3 separate regions of the Homo sapiens genome follow, and regions 1 and 3 are each linked to region 2. A link is an interaction called in ENCODE POLR2A ChIA-PET data of the cell type or tissue named here. Cell type or tissue: GM12878. All regions are shown on one strand.

Region 1 (5,000 bases), 130 kb after region 2:
TGTGCCTATAGTCCCAGCTACATGGGAGGCTGAAGCAGAAGGATCACTTGAGCCCAGGAGTTGGAGGTTACAGTGAGCTATGATTGTACCACTGCCCTCCAGCCTGGGTGACAGAGTGAGATCCTGTATCTTAAAAAAAAAAAAAAAAAAAAGCCAGGTGTGGTGGCTCACGCCTGTAATCCCAGTACTTTGGGAGGCTGAGGCAGGCGGATCACCTGAGGTCGGGAGTTTGAGACCAGCCTGACCAACATGGAGAAACCTTGTCTCTACTAAAAATACAAAATTAGCCAGGCGTGGTGGTGGGTGCCTGTAATCCCATCTACTTGGGAGCCTGAGGCAGGAGAATCGCTTGAACCCGGGAGGTGGAGGTTGCAGTGAGCTAAGATCGCGCCATTGCACTCCAGCCTGGGCAACAAGAATGAAACTCCATCTCAAAAAAAAAAAAAAAGTACGAGGCAGGAGAGTGGAATGTTAGTCGTGTAATGCATATAAAGCAATATGTTAAACTGTTGATGTGGTTATTCTTGGAAGCTGGGAGGTGTTATTTCAATTTTCTTCTGTACTTTATTATATTCTTCTGATTTCAATAAGTATTTTATACTTGGAAAAACAAAATAAATTATTTTTGAAAAAGATTAAATGAAAAGCCTCATAATGTGAATAGGAAACCTGAGTTTAGTACCAGTTATGTTATTAAATAGTTAGAAACCTTGGATTAATTTTATCTCTTCCTTGAGGAGCACAGTTTGCTTATCTGCAAAGTGATGAGTTGGGCTAAAATAGACAGTATGGTAGAGCGGTAAAGATCTGGAAGTCAGGAGTGAGGAATTAGGGATGACAGCTGTGGAGGTCACTGCAATGGGTTCATATCCTGGTTTCACCTCTTATTACCTTGGTGACTTTTGGCAAGAAATTTAGCTTCATTGTGCCTCAGGTTGTTTTTCATTTGTAAAGTGCAGATAATAATAATACCTCATATGGGGCTGTGAAAATTAAATGAGTTAATATATGTGAAGGCATACATGGCATGGCACACGGTAAAGACTAAATAAATGTTAACTAATTTTATTGGTATGTAAGCTCCTTTCTAAGCAGTCATTTATTACCAAGAATATTTTTAGTGAGGTGGGTGGTTTCTTAAATTTGTCTGTCATTTGAAAGTTTAACTAATTTTTTATTTAGGTATTTTCAGGATTGCTGAAGCTGTCTGTTTGTGAAGTAGAATATTTTGGACTTTGGACTTGCTTTGTTTACTTGTCTTGTTCTTATATAGGCGGCTGCTTTGGGGCCCTAAGTTACCTCATTGATGAGGGTATTTTGTAGTCCTTTTTAGCACTAAAAATCTCATACTTGATTTTCTAGAGTGTTTTCTGACTCTCTTTGTTTTGAAACTAATGTTGTATGCAGCTTAATCTAAGTTGCATGGGCTGTTAGGTTGTAGCTATTTTTCCTCAACTGATGTTTTAATTTTAAATTTAGGAAATGGCATAAAACCCAAGAGAATATATATTATAGCTCAGTTGACTAGCCTATTCTAGGAAAAGCTAACATTATGACATAAACTCAGCTAAAAGTTGGTAAAGCATGACCTCTAGTTTAACTCAATTGATGCATAGATGTTATTTAACTTAATCCCAGAAAGAGAAATGTAGCCAAATGCTGTTAAGAGATAAATCTGAAAATCACTTTCAGAGTCAGCAACCATATTGAAATTCACTTTTGGAACTCTGAACAAAGACTGCAGAAGTGTTACTTTTATAATATTATTTTATTTCACTGTCTATATGAGATAAGTCTTCAGTGAATACTGACTCAGTTATTGTATTGCTTTGGAAATGTTGTCGGTGAGCAAGTCACTCTAGAGTACTTCACTCAGTTTATAGTTGCAGTCATAATAAAAATGATTATATTATTTCCTTATGGGGTAAGAATGGAAATTATATTTTAATATATTTAATATTAGATCTTCAGAAGCTCTCCCCATCTCTGCATGATGTAGCTGCAGAAGCAGCCCAATGCAGGAGTCCAGTCATCATTTCTGTGTTAAGAGTGTAAGTTAGAGTAGCATTACCAGGAAGCAAAAGGTAGGAGTTTGCCACAGTTAAGGGATACAATAACTGATGCTAAGGGATACTTATAACAGATGTTAAAGGATATTCTTTGCTAATCGTAATAACTTTTGTTCATTAAATATACCTAGCTAACCCATTACAGGAGAGAGGTAGTGTGTCTTCTGGCTTGACAGTTAGGTAAAGCCAGCCCAAGACAGCTTTGTGACCTACTGATGGAGGAAAAGGCTTTTGCCTTAGGGACTGGATTTTATTTTAGGATGTTGTTTGCCTAAGGTCAAAGAATTACTACCTTATGTGTTGCAGAGATGTAACTCAGTGCCTCCAAATTCCCCACGTTTACTTTTTGTATCTTCTGCTAATAATTTGGGTCCTGTTAATTACTTAGTATTTATATTTCTCTCCACATGTTTTTCTTTCTGAAAGTAAGAATTTATGAGCTTTTCCTTTAAACATTTTGAGCTTTTTGTGTTTGCTGTTTTTATTTTTCAGTTAAAATTTCCATTTTTTAATATATAAGAGGCTGATAACATGTTTGCTTCTGTGGAGGAAAATGGGGAAGCTCTGGAACATCAGGATGATGTATTTTTTTTATTGCACCACTGGACCTTTGGAACTCATTAAATTTTTTTCCCAACTTTTAAAACTTTATTTTATGCCATAGTACAAACATATTCGCGAGCTTTTTGGTTTGCTTGTTTGTTTTAACAAAGTTAAGAATACAGAGTTTCTTACAGTTGACCATGGATGTTCCATTGAGGCATAATAGTAAATTTACAGTATCCCCTTAAAATGATCTGATTCTACTCTGGAGGCTATGGCAGGGGGATTGCATGAGCCCAGAGATTTGAGGTTACAGTGAGCTGTGATTGCACCACTGCAATCCAGCCTGGGCAACAGAGTAAGACCCTGTCTTAAAAAAAATAAAAATCTACTTAAACTGGATCCACTGATTTACATCATAAACTTCAAAATGCAATAAATGTAACGGCCTAATTCTTCCAAAGGTAGTTTGGGATCAGTTGTATCAACATCGGTTTCCTTTCATTTGTTTTTTGAGACAGAGTCTCGCTCTGTAGCCCAGGCTGGAGTATAGTGGCACCATCTCGGCTCACTGCAACCTCCACCTCCTGGGCTCAAGCGATTTTTCTGCCTCGGCTTCCCAAGTAGCTGGGATTACAGGCATCCACCACCACACCTGGCTAATTTTTGTATTTTTAGTAGAGATGGGGTTTCACCATGTTGGCCAGGCTGGTCTCGAACTCCTGACCTCAGGTGATCTGCCTGCCTTGGCCTCCCAAAATGCTGGGATTACAGTTGTGAGCCACCCTGCCCGGCTGTCCGTTTATTCTTTAACATTGGCAAGATTGCTATTTACCATTTTATCTTTGAGAAGCATAATAGAGTCAGTCCTCTTGCTTCTTGAATTTCTTCTTGTGTACAGCTGACTCCAGGATCACTTACACTGTGCCTTGATAATGGTAAGTCTGCAGCTTCATCAGTATGGTCCCCTTTCCAAATATACAACAGGCAAACTTTGTTGCCTCATGGACACATAGAATATTCATTCTGTCTATCCTTAGTCCAGGTACAAAATTGCCTGTCTTATAGTAATCAGTGCTAGGTGCTGCTGTCTCAACAGATGCTCTTATTCCATAGCAGTTTTATTCTCACAGATGAAAATAGGAGGTAATTTCCACAAAGCGGCTATATTGTAGGCCTCAAATATAAAGTCATTCAGACCTCATCTTTTCCGTTATACTCACAGGCCAAGCCAATACCAGCTCCCAGGAGACCTGAGCTCTGACAATGCCATGGCTCCTGTAGAAGTTCTTGGCATACATATGCATTGATCCTACTTTTCCTTTAGCACAACCTCCTCTTTGTCCTGTAAGCTCTACAAGAATTTCTGGGACAGAAAGTTCATGAGTAAAGCTAAAGCCAGAGCCTAATAGGCTGTGATGAGATGATCTGTGGGATTTATCCTGGCTTCAAGTCCTTCCCCTCCTTCTCATCCCAGCAGTCTTCCTGACATCACAAAAATGACAGAAATGTGAATAATTTCTGTCATTTTTGGTGACAATATATAGCAAATCAGCTATATACAGAAATAAATATAGCAAATCTGTATAAACAGAAAGGTCCATTTTTAAATTCCATTTGATGAACAGTCTGCGTCATCCTGTAATATTTGAGTCCGTCTTCCCTGGTGAGTACTATTGTGATAGGCGAGCCCTCTTCCAGCCATTGAGGTTACATTTCTTAATTTCAAGTTTGCCTCATTTGCAAAATTACAGAATGCTACCAGCACTCTGCTAGCTGGCTTCTGGGTGAGCCCACCACACAGGGTGAGATGGAGGTGGGCATCTTCCTCTCTAATGCAAGCAGCAGTGGCCAGGATGTTATTATACTCTGCACCAGGCTGCAGGCCCACAGACATTTTTTAAGGGAACATAATATTCATGGATAGGCTGTAATCTTCTTATCCATTCTTCCATTGTTGAATATGTACTGTTTTTCCTGTTTTTTTTTTTTTAACTATTATAAATCATGCTTTGCTCAGTATCTTAATACCGTGATCTTTATTCATTTTTTAAATTATTTCTTTAGGGTAGATTCTCAGAAGTAGATCAAAGGGCACATTTTTAATGCTCTCTTGGTATGCCTTGCCAAACTACTTTCCAGTAGTTTGTGCCAGTTGGCACAACAGGTTGTGCCAATTTGCATTCTCATGATGATCAGCTTGTGAAAAGTTTCTTTTATGGTACTCTTGGAAGCACTGAATATTTATTATTTAAAATACTTTTTGCTACATTTGACAGTAACAAACTGAATCCTTTAAATTTTTATATTTCAAGGTTATTTAAAATATGTGTATGTGTATATTTATATTTTGTTGTTTTTATCCTTCCTCTGTTCATTGGCTTCTTA
Region 2 (5,000 bases):
GCTACCTAGGACAATGATGATCTGTTAAGACAGCAAAGTGCCTGCTTTCAGGTCTTTTGTAGATTTTCCTTGTACCAACCATACTTCAAGTCACAAGAACCACACTTCATTTGATGTGCAGCACATAAAAAAAGCATTAAATAATATCTATGAGAAAAAAATCAGTCAGGCGTGGTAGCTCACACCTCTAATCTCAGCACTTTGGGAGGCGGAGGTGAGCGGATCACAAGGTCAGGAGATCAAGACCATCCTGGCTAACACAGTGAAACCCCATCTCTACTAAAAATGCAAAAAATTAGCCAGGCGTGGTGGTGGGCACCTGTAGTCCCAGCTACTCGGGAGGCTGAGGCAGGAGAATGGCGTGAACCCGGGAGGCAGAGCTTGCAGTGAGTGGAGATCGCGCCACTGCGCTCCAGCCTGGGCAACAGAGCGAGACTCCATCTCAAAAAAAAAGAAAAGAAAAAAAATCAGCCGGGTGCAGTGGTTCACACCTGTAATCCCAGCACTTTGGAAGCCTGAGGCAGGCGAATCACTTGAGGTCGGGAGTTCATGACCAGCCTGGCCAACACAGTGAAACCCCATCTCTACTAAACATACAAAAATTAGCCAGGCATGGTGGCAGGCAAAGGTGTCCCAGCTACTTGGGAGGCTGAGGCAGGAGAATCACTTGAACTGGGAGGCGGAGGTTGCAGTGAGCTGCGATCGTGCCACTGCACTCCAGCCTGGGTGACAGAGCAAAACTCCATCTCAAAAAAAAAAAAAAAAAAGAAAAAAGAAAAAAAAAATCTGTAGGTCATTCATAAGCCAAAAGTACTTAAAAATTTTTTTGATAATGACACATGCAGAGGCTATAAAACTAGATATAGGCTATCTAAACACCACAGAATTAACTTCTTAGCCTTGATGTATGCATGCGGGGGACTTTTCCTCTACCATCTTAGGTTCACTAACTGGGGCCTGTGAAATAAACAGACAACAGATTAACGAGAAAAGATTTAGTTCGAATGCATACAAAGGCTTCAGAGAAAAAAAGTAAAAACCCAAAGAGGTGGTTAAACTTGGGAGCTTAGATACCATTTTAACAAAAGAAACTAAAATGCAGACAAAGGAAAAAGGATTTGGACTTCTAGGGGTGGTAATCTGTGGGAAGGTAAACATATGGGTAAAACTAATGAAAGATAAGGGTTATTTTAGCAAGGCTTATTTATGCAGAATTAAGCTGGTACCATCTCCAGTGATAAAGAGTTTTCTCTGGTGATTCAGAATTTTCTCCTCTTCCTGGTATGGGAAAGGGAAGGGGTGACACCTTCACAAAAGGAAATGTATGTCCTGCTTTTAGGCATATAGGGGGAGGGTAAAGGGCTCTTTTTGCATCTGCTGTTTCTCAGTTGCCTTCAACTCAAAATAATTCTTAAGCCAAAGTGGTATATTTGGGGGTGGTATATTCTGATCCCCTTCATGCTCATATAGAGAAGTGAAAAAGAGAGAGGAGCCATGACAACCAGCTATGATCTGAAAGAGAAGAGCATCCAGCATAATTCACTGGGATTCCATGCAGAAAGTCAGTTCATTCTGCAATCCATACAACTCAGCTTACTCTGAGACCTGGAAATCTAACCCATCACAGTATATAAGAAGTGTATGTACAGATTTTATAAGAAAAATGTTAACTGAAATGAAGATACATTCCTACAAGACCTCTGCATCATTATTTCATAAATGGGTCAAAAACACCAAAATAATTCCAGGTCAGAAAAAACCCCTTACTGGGATCTCTAAAAGGCAGTATCTAATTTACCAAGATACCACTTTTCTTTCATATAGTTCACCAAAGCTGAGTTCCAAATGGATAGGAAAAAAATTCTGGAAGCATTTATACAGAAAGGAGAAAATGCTAAAAAAAATTTTGTTTAACTGTCAAATCTCTCAAATCAGATTAAATGAACTAACTAGCACAATATTAGAAGTAACCGGCCGGGTGTGGTGGCTCACGCCTGTAATCCCAGGACTTTGGGAGGCCGAGGTGGGCAGATCACGAGGTCAAGAGATCGAGACCATCCTGGCTAACATGGTGAAACCCCGTCTCTACTAAAAATACAAAAACAAAAAATTAGCCGGGACTGGTGGCAGGCGCCTGTGGTCCCAGCTACTCGGGAGGCTGAGGTGAGAGAATGGTGTGAACCCGGGAGGCGGAGCTTGCAGTGAGCTGAGATCGCGTCACTGCACTCCAGCCTGGGTGACAGAGCGAGACTCCATCTCAAAAAAAAAAAAAGGAAGTAACCACAAAAGGAAAGAAAACTAGACTGTCTCTGCTATAGGGTTATAACTGTGTGTGGCCTGAGAAGCTAAATGTTTTGGTCACTATAAGCCAAGAAAAGCTAGTTTGAAAGTGAAACACAAGAGGTAACCTGAAGGATGTCAACGATTAGGACCACACAAAAGGAAGAGCTTGAAAGAGACTAACAAAACCAAGCTCAACAATAAACAGACCCTTGTATGTTTTTTTCTATACACCAAGCACTACGCCAAGGCTTTACCTATATTAACCCATATAAACTACTGCACGTAACTTATGGCCTTGCTTCCTAACCAAATTTATCCTGGCTTTTTTTAGGTTCACTGCTTTTACAGAGTTCCTGGTAAGCTCCCAAATTCTGAACTGAAAGTAAACTACATACTATATAAACTATTTAATACATACTCCACGAATCCCAAATATACCAATGTCGCTGATTTTCAACCTCTTCACTATTTTAAGAGTTTATTGTTCCTTGATGGTTTACCTCATCACACCATAACAGTTATTTTAAGAGTTGAAGCTACTAAAATCAACGATGACATGACTAGGCATCATTAAAATAGGAATAAAAATCATTGATCTGTTTGCAATCTAATATGCTATTTCAATCAATTTTCATACATTAACAGTATAACCAGTATTCTTAGTATAAAATTAAACAGAAACACTGTATGAAAAACAGTTACCTGAATTTGAATCTGGAAAAGACAAATAGCAAATATTGGTTTTCTGAAAAAGAAAACAAAAGTGATGTATGCTGACACATACATAATCAATAAAAACAAACAGAAATATAACAGTAAACTATACAGAGCAGTATTTTTACTTACTTCTCTGTCAGTAAGTTTGGAATGCTGAGGATAAATTACCTGGAAGAAAAGAGTTAAATTTTGTTAAACATATTATAAACATTAGTTATAAACATATTATAGGCCAGGCACGGTGGCTCACGCTGGTAATCCCAGCACTTTGGGAGCCCAAGGCAGGCGGATCACTTGAGGTCAGGTGTTTAAGACCAACCTGGCCAACATGCCGAAACCCCGTCTCTACTAAAATTACAAAAATTAGCCAGGTGTGGTGGCATGCACCTGTAGTCCCACCTACTCGGGAGGCTGAGGCAGGAGGATCACTTGAACCCGGGAGACAGAGATCGTAGTAAGCCGAGATCATGCCACTGCACTCCAGCCTGGGTGACAGAGCAAGACCCCGTCTCAAATCAAACAAACAAACAAAAAAATATATATATATAACATTAGTCTAAAATAGTAGTTGGTTATGGTCAAATCACTTTCAGAAATAGTTCACAGATGCACGGATAAAGAAAATGCAGTACATATACATAATGGGATATTATTCAGCCATTAAAAAAATGAAATCCAGGCCAGGCATATTGGCTCACACCTGTAATCTCAGCACTTTGGGAGGCTGAGACGTGCAGAGTTCAATACCAGCCTGGTCAACATGATGAAACCCCATCTCTACTAAAATACAAAAATTAGCTGGGTGTGGTGGCTCATGCTTGTAATCCCAGCTACTCGGGAGCCTGAGACATGAGAATCACTTGAACCCAGGAGACGGAGGTTGCAGTGAGCTGAGATTACGCCACTGCACTCCAGCCTGGGCGACAGAATGACATTTCGTATCAAAAAAAAAAAAAAAAAAAGAAAGAAAAAGAAAAAAAAAAAATAATGAAATCCTGTCATTTGCAACAGCATGGGTAGAACTGTTAAGTGAAATAAGCCAGGCACAGAAAGACAAATATCACATGTTCTCACTCATATGTAAGGGCTAAAAAGAGGAACTCACAGAGATAGAAAATAGAATAATGATGGTAAGTTACCAGAGGCTGGGAAGAGTAGTAAGAGTTTGAGAGGGGGGAATAAAGAACGGTTAAGGGCTACAAAAATACAATTAGATAGAAGGAATAAGATCTAGTGTTTGGTAGCACAATAGGACAACCACAGTTAAAAATAATTTATTGTGTATTTCAAAATCACTAAAGAGTAGAACTGGAATGTTCCCAACACAAAGAAATGATAAATGCTTGAAGTGATGGATATCCCAATAACTCTATTTGATCATTATACATTGCATGTCTGCATCAAAATATCACATGTACCCCATATATATGTGCAACTATTATATATCCACAATAATGAAGTTTTTTTTGTGCTTTTTTTGTTTTTGTTTTTGAGAAGGAGTTTCACTCTTGTTGCCCAGGCTTGAGTGCAATGGTGTGATCTTGGCTTACTGTAACCTCCACCTCCCAGGTTCAAGTGATTCTTCCCCTCCCGGGTTCAAGCAAATCTCCTGCCTCAGCCTCCTGAGTAGCTGGAATTACAGGCATGTGCCACCACACCCAGCCAATTTTGTATTTTTAGTAGAGATGAGGATTTCACCATGTTGGTCAGGGTGGTCTCGAAATCCTGACCTCAGGTGATCCACCTGCCTTGGCCTCCCAAAGTGCTGGGATTTCAGGCGTGAGCCACCGTGCCCAGTCAAGAATATTTTTTTAAAAATACTGGGAAGCCGGCCGGGTGCAGTGGCTCACGCCTGTAATCCCAGCACTTTGGGAGGCTGAGGTGGGAGGATCACGAGGGCAGGAGATCGAGACCATACGGTGAAACCCCGTCTCTACTAAAAATACAAAAAAATTAGCTGGGCGTGGTGGCGTGTGCCTGTAGTCCCAGCTGCTGGGGAA
Region 3 (5,000 bases), 1.0 Mb before region 2:
CTTACCTGCCTAGTTCCTTTAGTTTCTTCTGAAATTTACAGTGGACTTTCCATTGCCATTTTCCTTCTGGAGTACTAAGTTCCTCAAGGAATGTCAAAAAATTTTTAAGGTTCTCTGTTAGAGATAATGAAGTTTGTTTTTAATTCAATAAATAATCATTCCATAAGTGAATTATGAAAGAAGTGTTTTTTCATATTATGTAGAAACACCTACTTTCCTATGTACTATTTTCATTTCTCTTTGTCTAAGGGAGACAGATCTATACATGCCTAAAGCTCTAATAATATAACATCTACACATAAAAAAGAACATGTTGATGACAGTAATACAAGAAGTGATTCAACTGCAGCAGGGGCAGACAGCCTTGCTTTACACCACATTTAGAGGATATTATTGGTCTAAGAGAAGGAGAAAGAAATTTGAGGTAATAAAAGCTCAAGAAAAGACTGAAATGTACTAGTTATCTGTGAATGGCAGAATAAATGGACAGTACATTAAAAAGTATGAGAGTCAGAAGAGGAGTTACGTGCTCAAAAGAACATCATCTTACCAACTGTGACAACCTCTGGGTTTAGAATTGATTCATCAGATACGATAAAACCTCCAGATACAAATAATTCATTGTATGTATGATTTTTAACATCATCCAGGCTATCAACACCAGCAAAACTAACACAGGGGAGCTTCTTTAAAGTCACCAAGCCAGGTATCTGTTTAAATCCCAAAACAAAAAGAGAAACAGATGGAGGGAATGAATTGACAGACTCAAGTGTGAAGGAACCTACAAGAAGTCTAACAGAATGCATTATGGCTCATCTATATTAGTGGATTACCTCTGGAAAGCCACACAAATAATATTCCCAACATTATTTCCCAATATATAAACCAACATTTATGTACTGGGACCTACCACAGACGACTAAGGAAAAGGAGCTTACAATAGACCTGAAAACACAAAATGGACAAAAGCTGACCTCTCTATAACCTGTGAGTACAGTCAGAATTCAGACGAAGGCAAAAGCCTATGTGCTCGAACAGTCAATCAGGAAAGACGTCCAAGATGTAGGATGGAGATAGGGCTCCTAAGACTAGATGGGATACCTCAAAATTTAAGGGAAAAGGGGACTGGTCTGGCAAAGATGGAGCACAAATAGGTTTTTCCTAGGACATACAAATGAAGATGAAAACATTATGTAGTCAGTCAGCAGACCCAATGGCATTCAAGGATTCAGTACTCTTATTAGTCTTGACTACCTGAGTGACAGGGAAGATCTGTGATGTGCAGCAATTTAAAATTTTGCATAGGTACAAACTTGAATCTCACAAGCTGATTCACAGATGGGTCCTTAAGTTTAATCTCCTTTAAAGCTTATTTTAAAAACACTAGTCTGGCAGACAGTAAGATTTTAAAATAAGGGAGTTTTTAAAACCAAAGTAGTGAATTTGACTTAATAGTCTACCTTGTGAATGAAACCTGCAATGTCTTCATTTTGAATAATAATCAATAGTTTATCTAATTTTGATCTTCTTTCCAAAAACTGTTCAGGATGACATTCTGTATTGCCTAATTTGATAAGATATTCCTGTTAAAGAAAAACAACTAAATCAATATTAAAATACTTCTTTGTAAACATCAATTTAACACCAGAAATGCAAGATAAACTGATAAGCTTAACTACTACCATGACATTATTAACAATGAATGAACTTACACTCTAAGAGACCATCAAATCCTTTTTTTTTTTCTTTGAGACAGGGTCTCACCATTGCCCAGGCTGGAGTATAGCAGCATGATCACAGCTCACTGCAGCCTTGACCTCCCAGGCTCAAGCCACCCTCCCACCTCAGCCTCCTGAATACATGGATGGCACTAGGCTCGCACCACCATACCAGGCTAATTTTTTTTTTTTTTTTTTTTTTTGTAAGAGACAGAGTCTTGCTGTGTTGCCCAAGCTGGTCTTAAATTCCTGGGCTCGAGTGATCCTCCTGCCTTGGCCGCCCAAAGTGCTGGGATTACAGGCGTGAGCCACTGCACATGGCCCAAATCCACTTTTCTTTTCTAGAAGAGGAATCTAAAGGTCAGAGCTTCACCAATCACATAGTCACAATGTTACAGAGCTTCACCAATCACACAGTCACAATGTTACAGCACTATGCAAAGCCAGCCAAGTAACAGTGTGAGTTAACAGAAAGAACTGTTAATTAGGCCAGGTTCTTAACCCAGCTCCTTTAGTTATTATAGAGGTTAATGATTAGACTCTAGGTTGACTATAATATCCTATGAGAAACACTTTAAGGCAACCTAGAGTCTAATCATTAACCACTCCCTAGCTCACCTTTTCCTTTCCATTCTAAGTAGGCCCTTGGTTATTTGCAGCAGTATTAACTGGGATAAACGCCTTCAGAGTTAAGAACTTTCACAACCATAGCTCTAATTCACAACAGCTAAAAAAGCATTTATATAGAGCTTCATTATGTACAATGGTATTCACATACAAATTAGCCATTTCTGTCAAGTTTCTGTCTTCAAAGTAGACTTTCCCAACTAGTAACTCTTCCTCCATGCTGGTGAACATGGTACTGCCTTTCACAGGACACAGGCAGACTTTCATGCAGAGTTCCCTTTGCTCTCTGCTTGCTGGTGGAATCCTGAACACTGAAGCAAACTGCAGGATCCTGGAGGTCATATTCCTCATTTCAGAGATTACTTTTAATGTCAGCACAGCTGGTCAGACAGCTATAATAAAAACCCAGCTTACCTGACAACCAGTCTGCTGCTCTTTCAACCTGAAGTGTTACCCCAAAGAGGATGCTGTTGTGCTAAAGCAGCACCTTCTACACTGATTTTGATCCAATCTCTGGAACTTTTGGGCAGATCTCAGACCAGCTTAGTCAGTTAATGAAAAGGTAAATTACCATCTGACATGCCTGCTGGTAATTTTTTTTTTTTTTGAGATGGAGTCTCGCTCTGTCACCCAGGCTGCAGTGCAGTGGCGCTATCTCGGCTCACTGCAAGCTCTGCCTCCTGGGTTCACACCATTCTCCTGCCTCAGCCTCCCAAGTAGCTGGGACTACAGGCACCCACCACCATGCCTGGCTAATTTTTTGTATTTTTAGTAGAGACGGGGTTTCACCATGTCAATCAGGATGGTCCCAATCTCCTGACCTCGTGATCTGCCCGCCTCAGCCTCCCTGCTGGTAATCTTTGATGTCTTCTTACATTAAGAAGCTTTAAGCTCATTTTAAATAAGACAGTTTAATTCACATAATAAATCAGTTTGACTCCAGAAATATATAAAGTTTACATTTTTATTCATAAAGTCTTTTACTGTAGTATTTTTGCTGGAATATTTCCAATGGATACTGATTAAAAGAATTAAAGTTTCAATCTGGTTTTCTATCAGATTCGTAAAACAAAGAATGCTCTTTTATTCTATATAAATGACAGAAATGACTTATTCTATGCCAGATAAATTAAAAGCACAATTAATTAGGAAATGCATCTCCTATCCCCTTAATCTAAATGTAACGGCTGGGTGCGATGGCTCACGCCTGTAATCCCAGTACTTTGGGAGGCCAAGGCGGGCACATCACCTAAGGTCAGGAGTTCGAGACCAGCCTGGCCAACATGGTGAAACCCTGTCTCTACTAAAAATACAAAAAATTAGCTGGGAGTGGTGGCGGGTGCCTGCAATCCCAGCTATTTGGGAGGATGAGGCAGGAGAATTGCTTGACCCCAGAAGGCGGAGGTTGCAGTGAGCCAAGATAGTGCCATTACACTCCACCCTGGGCAACAAGAGCAAAACTCCGTCTCAATAAATAAATAAATTTTTTAAAATGTCAAATAGGTATGTGTTACAAATCCTTTTAAAAAAAGGAGCGGGGGGGTGGGGGGTGGGGGGTGCGGGGATGGAGGAAGTTGGAGTTATGCTAAGCACACCGGGAACTGTGCCCAACCTATTCTCTCATCTAACCCCAAACCAATATGCAGCTAGCTATGCCCCCAAAGAGTACTGTGCTAGGGAACTTGTTGCTGGCTGGTGGGGAAAAGTTGAGAAACTCTACATTCAGTCATGTAGGGCAAAAATGCAACCAAGGAATTCCTAGAAGTCTTATTTCATTTTCCCAAGAAACCATTAGCAATCAGTAAGGAAAGCCCAACACAGTACTCTGACTCATGTAATTTCTATGTTCTTCAGGTCTTGACCAGGTAACATCACACAAAACATGCTGACCTCAGAGATCCCCAAACTTACAGAAGGCTTAGGACATGTTAGTAGCTATAAAGCCCATGGTCCCTCTGCTTCCTCTAATGAAATTCCAGTCATGGTAAGTAAACTCCATAAATGAGAGCAGGCATTTATTTCAAAATCCTAGGCATTCCCTTGAGGAATTAAAATCCCATAATTTATGATTAATTTTACTATTATACCACTAATGTAATTGCTCCAATGTGTTACCATTTACCTACCTACTGGTAACAAACTTACGTATCTATGTCTAAACATACAGACACACAGAAAGGCGTGTGTGTGTGTGTCTGTGTTTTTTTGTTTTTTTTTTTTTTTTTGAGATGGAGTCTTGCTCTGTCGCCCAGGCTGGAGTGCACTGGCGTGATCTCGGCTCACTGCAAGCTCCGCCTCCCGGATTCACCCCATTCTCCTGCCTCAGCCTCCTGAGTAGCTGGGACTACAGGCGCCTGCCCCCATGCCCGGCTAATTTTTTGTACTTTAGTACAGACGGGGTTTTCACCATGTTAGCCAGGATGGTCTCAATCTCCTGAACTCGTGATCCACCCGTCTTGGCCTCCCAAAGTGCTGGGATTACAGGCGTGAGCCACCACGCCCAGCCATCTGTGTGTGTGTTTAAACCAACTATCTAAAATATTAGTCTGCAGCTTCGGTAGAAAAAATACACCTCACAATGAGAAATCTTTCATGACTGAGGAGTCTTTCAAGATTATCAAGTTTCTTGATCAATAAAGGCTAAAGGGAATGTTA

What was found. ChIA-PET counts read pairs that join two places held together with the same protein. Peaks named below come from ENCODE experiments on the same cell type or tissue, not always from the same donor. Only the 100,000 strongest peaks of a DNase experiment are listed, where the experiment ranks them.
Region 1: POLR2A ChIA-PET joins it to region 2 with 7 read pairs; 6 of 35 experiments call an interaction of 5 or more read pairs at or near these places.
Region 3: POLR2A ChIA-PET joins it to region 2 with 9 read pairs; 1 of 35 experiments calls an interaction of 5 or more read pairs at or near these places.

What each region holds. Positions count from the first base shown.
Region 1 is chr3:57,797,052-57,802,051 of GRCh38, forward strand. All of the region lies in intron 2 of SLMAP (sarcolemma associated protein), which reads left to right. It also overlaps the pseudogene PDHA1P1. Among named protein-coding and RNA genes, the nearest start is that of SLMAP, 43 kb to the left of the region's middle. In GM12878, no CTCF peak of the experiment used is centred here; no DNase peak of the experiment used is centred here.
Region 2 is chr3:57,669,271-57,674,270 of GRCh38, forward strand. DENND6A (DENN domain containing 6A) reads right to left here. Exons shown (of 20, transcript NM_152678.3): 2 at 3,130-3,168; 3 at 2,986-3,028. Among named protein-coding and RNA genes, the nearest start is that of DENND6A, 21 kb to the right of the region's middle. In GM12878, no CTCF peak of the experiment used is centred here; a DNase peak (open chromatin) is centred at 2,341; H3K4me3 peaks cover 788 bases; H3K27ac peaks cover 1,957 bases.
Region 3 is chr3:56,627,032-56,632,031 of GRCh38, forward strand. TASOR (transcription activation suppressor) reads right to left here. Exons shown (of 24, transcript NM_001365635.2): 19 at 1,461-1,583; 20 at 551-710; 21 at 6-114. Among named protein-coding and RNA genes, the nearest start is that of TASOR, 54 kb to the right of the region's middle. In GM12878, no CTCF peak of the experiment used is centred here; a DNase peak (open chromatin) is centred at 2,285.